Regions from separate parts of the Homo sapiens genome. Here region 1 is linked to region 2. Evidence: read pairs that join two places in POLR2A ChIA-PET (ENCODE). Cell type or tissue: OCI-LY7. All regions are shown on one strand. Each heading gives the region's core, and the rest is flanking DNA. Links, peaks and the distances in the headings are about the cores only.

Region 1 (2,815 bases), core at 84-2,583, 70 kb after region 2:
AAGGACACAGTCTAGTCCATAGCATACCTCCCTGCTTTTCTTTCCATGTTTGCACGCCTGTCCCTTTTACTTGTCTCTCCAGTTACACTAAGCTTAACTCAGGAAATGGTCTGACATGGCCCAATGCACTTGAGGAATGGAGAGCTGGATGCTGGAAGGGACCCTTTATTAGGATCTTCTCTAGGAGACAGGATGAGTGTGAAAAAACCAGACTTCAGAGGAGAGTGTGGATCATGCCATGGAGTGTTATGGCTGAAACTAAGTGGTTACTATGCTGTCTTTCTCCTTTTCACACTCAACTTCTAGGAAAACAAAAGCCATGCTGATTTCTCCATTTTCTCACTCCCATTCATTCTCCAACCTAGCCTGGCTTCCATGATGATTCTGAAACATTTTTCAATGGAATGGCTAAAATCTGCCTAGTTAAGTATCTCCTTGTGTTACACCCTATGCACACTTCTTTCATTTATTTAAGTATGCATTCAACTGAGCATTGCATGTAGCCACAGCCCAGTTTCTTCAAGTTTGCCATGTCTGAGGACTTGTAGACCAATGGATCTTCAGTTTTTGGATCATCTTTTAACTAGACTAGGTTGTGGGATTGTATGTAATATTTCTCTCCTTTTATACTTGAATTACAAAAGTGCTTTTCAGATTTCCGACACTGTCACCTACATGATGTCATTTTGTCTTGAGTAACAGCAACATTATGAAGTTCTTTATCAAAATAATTCTATGATTATTGCAATTATGCGTTTCTGAGAAGGAGCAGAATTCATCATAAAGACTGATGACTCTTTTCTTTGGGAAATACCTTGAAAAGACTTTTAAAAATAAGAATGAGATGCCACAGGGGCAGGGATTGTGAAAAGAGGACTGCATGCTGCATGTACATTCACTGTACATGAATTTAAGAGTATTTCCCTATAGGCTTGCAAGAGGGGGCCAGAGGATCATATATATTATAGGAACACCAGGTTTGATTTCCCATTGTGCAGTAATAGATCAATACACCAAAACAGAAGGAGTTGCAACAGAGAAAGGGTTTAATAATGGTAGGGCAGCCAAATGAGGAGACAAGAGGAAACCTCAAATCCACCTCCCTGAGAGGATTGGGGATGAGGTTTTTAAGGGCTCTGTATGGGCAAATGGCTAAAGTGTGGGGATTGTTGATTGGTCCAGAAGTGAGGAGTGAAGTCATGGGACAGGGAGATGAAGAAACAACATTCCTGTGCTGAGTGAGTTTCTTGGTGGGGGTCTTTAAACCGATTGGTGGCAGCCGTTCTGCAGGAATTCAGGTTCTGAAAAACACTTTAAGCAGTTCTTGGGTAAAAAGGTCAAATGTCACAGATTCCATCGATAGGAACAATAGAGGAGCTGGTGGTCAGCCTGCTCTGTGACTCTCGGTTAGTTAGCTGGTGCAGGGAAGTGGGTCAAAGTGCACCTGTGCACCCTGGTCAATGCCTAACTAAAATTCTGCCTAAAGCATGGCTTGTCATTCTTGTTAACCTGTGAGGGTGGTTTCAGATGCCCTGGACAGGAGGAAACGTAAAGAATCTCTAGAGAGGGAAGTGACCTGAACAAAACTGGCAGAGGTGGAGATTTAAGGGGAAAATGGTCCTTGAGAAATTCCTCTCAAGGACTTTAGGACATTATGCATAATGTTTAGCTTTAAATTATTTCTAGCTTCGTGCTTTGCTGTGGTCTTTTACCTGTAAACATTTGATGAATGTCTATTATACATAACAGCTATGTGCTACTGGAGCTTGTGGAATACAAGGAACAGCCATGGCCATGTATGGAGGGTAACGGTTGAGAGAGAACAGCAGAAAGAAAAGAGAAGAGAACAAGCTGGGCCCCATTCTCTAGGGTTTAAGTGAGAGATGAGAGACCCAAGTTTTTTAGAAATCTTAGGGTTGCACTGGTTCAATATCTCCATAAAGAATCCATTCAACACTTTGGCCTCTCAGCTTCTTCATCTCATTTCCCTGAACCTAGCCTCCAATCCTTCTAGCCACTCACTCCCATGGTCATACTATATGTCTTATCATTACTAATTGTTGCATTCTTCCAAAATTTTGCTTTCAAGCATCCTAAAATGCCTGATTACCCTTTTGGATTTTCCCTGCTCACTTGTTGCAGCACCCCTGCTCTAACAATGATCACCCACACATGGATTTTTAAGCCTCTGATGGTCTCATCTTCACATTGCCATTCAGCTTTCGTAACTTCACTTCTCTCCTAACTTGGCCAAAAGCCATCCTTCACCTTCAACTTCCCCCATTCCTTCAAATTTTCCAGCCAAACTCTAGCCCTAGTTCACCCAAATCTGCCTACTCTGTGTCTGCCCCTGAAGAAGAACTGAATGCCACTGGGAAAAGTCACATGCCATCTTAATGGGTCTCACTTTAAATTTATGAACTCAAATTTCAAGTGGGCTGTGTCAGCCTGGGTCCAGCCAGGCAAAAAGAAACTACTTTAAGTGTTTCAAACAGTGGGAATGTAATGCAGGGAACTGGTTATGTAAGCGATGGATTGTTGCAGCAAGTCAGGGACCACGAATGGAGGGACCAGCTGGAGCTGCGGCAGAAGAACATAAATTGTAAAGATTTCATTTTAATATGGACATATATCAGTTCCCAAAAGTAATATTTTTATAATTTCTTATGTCTGTCTTTACTGCAATCTCTGAATATAAATTGTGACAATTTCATGGACATTTATCAGTTCCCAAATAATACTCTTATAATTTCTTACACCTGTCTTACTTTAATCTCTTAATCCTGTTATCTTTGTTAGCTGAGGATGTACGTCA
Region 2 (2,815 bases), core at 2-2,501:
CATCCTGCCCGCTGGCAGGGAGTGGAGGGGCCCAAGCAGTCTTCTGGGTCTCCATGTATTTGGGAGGGAGGAGCCTCTGAGACCTCAGCGGTAGGAAGTCGCATCAGAGCCTCTCCAGAAGCCCTGGTGGCTTTATGGTTGCTGGCCTGGCTCTGGTTTCCATCACTTGCTTACACCGCCAGCAGGATGACAAGGATAAAATTAGTGAAAGACCTTTTAAATAATCATCAAGTCTCGTTTTGGCACTGCTCACTCCTTCACAAGATTTTTTCCCACCAAATTAGCCAGTTTGATTGAGTTTTTGCTTTGTCTGTTTTGGTTCCACCAAGAACTAGCCAAGCAACTGGGCAATTCAGTTCTGCGGGGGCCGGGGGGGGGGCCTTCGTTTTCCCATCTGTAAATGAAGAGTTGGGCTACATAAATTCGAAGCTCAAACCTTCTCTGTCCACCTTTTCTGGAGAAAAGGTAAATAGAGCCTGAGAAGCCCCAGGAAAAGGCACATAAAAAGGAAATGGGAAGAAGCCAGGGCAACTCCAACAAACTGAATACTCAAGTCCTCTCACGTTAATGGCTCTATCTGGGCAGGCAGGTGAGGGGAGAACCTTTATCTTGACTCTAGGGAGGGAAGCATGGAAGTTTTAGGAGAACCAAGGTTCCTGGGTTCTGAATCACTGAGTCACTAATCAAGTGGCTAACTGTGTTAGTGACAACTGCAGAAGCTGGAGGGAGGGGCTGGGAGAGGAGCAGCGAGGAGGAGACGGGTGGGGGAGGAGATGGGGATGAAAGGGAAGCGTTTGCAGCTTGTGGAGCACTGGGAAGAGCAGGGACATCAAGGGCACCAAATAAAGGTCCAGGGAGCAAAGAAAGAAATGGAGAAAATTCATTCTGCTGGAAATAGACATGAGTGCAGTCAGGAAGAAGACTTACAGATTCAGGGTGACCTGATTTGATTACAGCAACAGGAAGTGCAAGAGAGAGAGGGCAGAATAACCTGACCTAAGGAAGTGAATTAAATAATAGAGAAGACACCACAGTTGCCATGGTATTAAAATACCTCATGCCACATTAAGCTTCCTCTTTCTCTTTTGCTTGATTCTTGTTTTTGCAACATGTTAATGTTGCAATGACATGTTAATGTCATTGCAGGGTATCCAGTAAACTAAATTTAGACTTTCTGGGGCGGGGAGGGGAGGGAAGATGCAGCCCAGATCTCCCTGTTTGGGTCGACTCTGGGCCAATATTGTTCCTTCACAGAGTTCTTGGGGTTTTTTGCATTATGGGATATGAAAACTCTTATGTCAGGCTTGGGCCTAGTGAAGCTGCTGAGTGAAATGATTGAAAAAAAAAAAATGAGGCCAGGCACGGTGGGTCACGCCTGTAATTCCAGCGCTTTGGGAGACAGAGGCAGGTGGATCACCTGAGGTCAGGAGTTCATGACCAGCCTGGCCAACATGGTGAAACCCTGTCTCTACTAAAAATACAAAAATTACAAAAATACAAAAACTGGTGGTGCATGCCTGTAGTCCCAGCTACTTGGGAGGCTGAGGAAGGAGAATCACTTGAACCTGGGAGGCGGAGGCTGCAATGAGCCGAGATGGCATCACTGCACTGCACTCCAGCCTGGGCCACGGAGTGAGACTCCATCTCAAAAAAACAAACAACAACAAAAAAAACCCTCACACACACACACACACACACAAAGAAAAATTGGAAATAGTTTTCAAAGGGGCATCTGTTTTAGAAATTACTTTAGAAAAACAATAGGATTGCAGAAACTTGAAAAATAAAGACAAACCGCCACCAAAACCAAATGTGTTTTCATAGATATTATTTTCTCTAATTGTTTTTGAAAAATTACTTTACTAGGCTAAAATTAAGATTATTGAGTCCTGCAATTGGTCCTCTGCAAAAGTAGACATTGCAGAGGGCAGGTACATGGTATACTCTTTTGACACTACAATATCCAGGATGGGCAGAGGAGTATTTCCAGCTGACCTATTTACCACAAATGTCATAACATTCATCAAGGGTCAGCTCTTGACCTTCCTCAAGTGGACTCACATTAACTAGACCCCGAGAGACTGAGATGTATGCCTGAATTATGATGGACAGATCAGAATACTCACACTGTCAGGGCAAAAGATCTCTCTATATAAATAAATGCACTTGAGAAGACAAATTCCATCCAAAAGTTTGCTTAGTTATCTGGAGTAGAATGAAGGACATTAGTTGTGTGGTCCACAAGACAAATACTCTGATACAGTGTTCTGAAAGAATGAGGCTGCCCACCCATCCCACTCACCTCTGCTTAGATGGGCCCTATGGCTTCTGAGGCTTCAAGCTTCTTTCTCCGTGCTCTAGTTTCTCCAAACCTGATTCTCCACACAGCGTCCTATACAGCCCATTAGGCAGATTTACACTTTCTAAGTCATAATGACATTCTCTATCTTCCTGGCATTACAGCCAAGTCACTTTAATGGGAATTTGAGGTAATCCTCAAACTTCTCAGTCACAAATTGAGTCACTCTCTTGGTTTATGCCCACTGAATTCTAGTCAAAACCATTGAGTGTGCAGATTTTGGTAGTCAAACTTTCTGAGAGCAACCTGGTTCTCAAGTTCTTGGGAAAGCACCTCATTTCTGCTTCACAAGCCATCAACAGTGGGCCAACCTTCTTAGGCTACCATGATTTCTGAGAAAGAGACCAGAGACATATTAAGACCCACGTGGCCTGTCCTGTGATACAGTCATCCAAGTTTTCCTGGGCACTCAGCTCAAAGATATTTCTATTCTGTGCAGGAGTGGAGAGGTTGGCT

The links. ChIA-PET counts read pairs that join two places held together with the same protein. Peaks named below come from ENCODE experiments on the same cell type or tissue, not always from the same donor. Only the 100,000 strongest peaks of a DNase experiment are listed, where the experiment ranks them.
Region 1: POLR2A ChIA-PET joins it to region 2 with 5 read pairs; 5 of 35 experiments call an interaction of 5 or more read pairs at or near these places.

What each region holds. Positions count from the first base shown.
Region 1 is chr4:139,629,830-139,632,644 of GRCh38, forward strand. No RefSeq gene overlaps it. Among named protein-coding and RNA genes, the nearest start is that of QKILA, 8.0 kb to the left of the region's middle. In OCI-LY7, for the core only: no CTCF peak of the experiment used is centred there; no DNase peak of the experiment used is centred there.
Region 2 is chr4:139,559,856-139,562,670 of GRCh38, forward strand. No RefSeq gene overlaps it. Among named protein-coding and RNA genes, the nearest start is that of SETD7, 5.0 kb to the left of the region's middle. In OCI-LY7, for the core only: no CTCF peak of the experiment used is centred there; a DNase peak (open chromatin) is centred at 986; H3K4me3 peaks cover 1,334 bases; H3K27ac peaks cover 1,682 bases.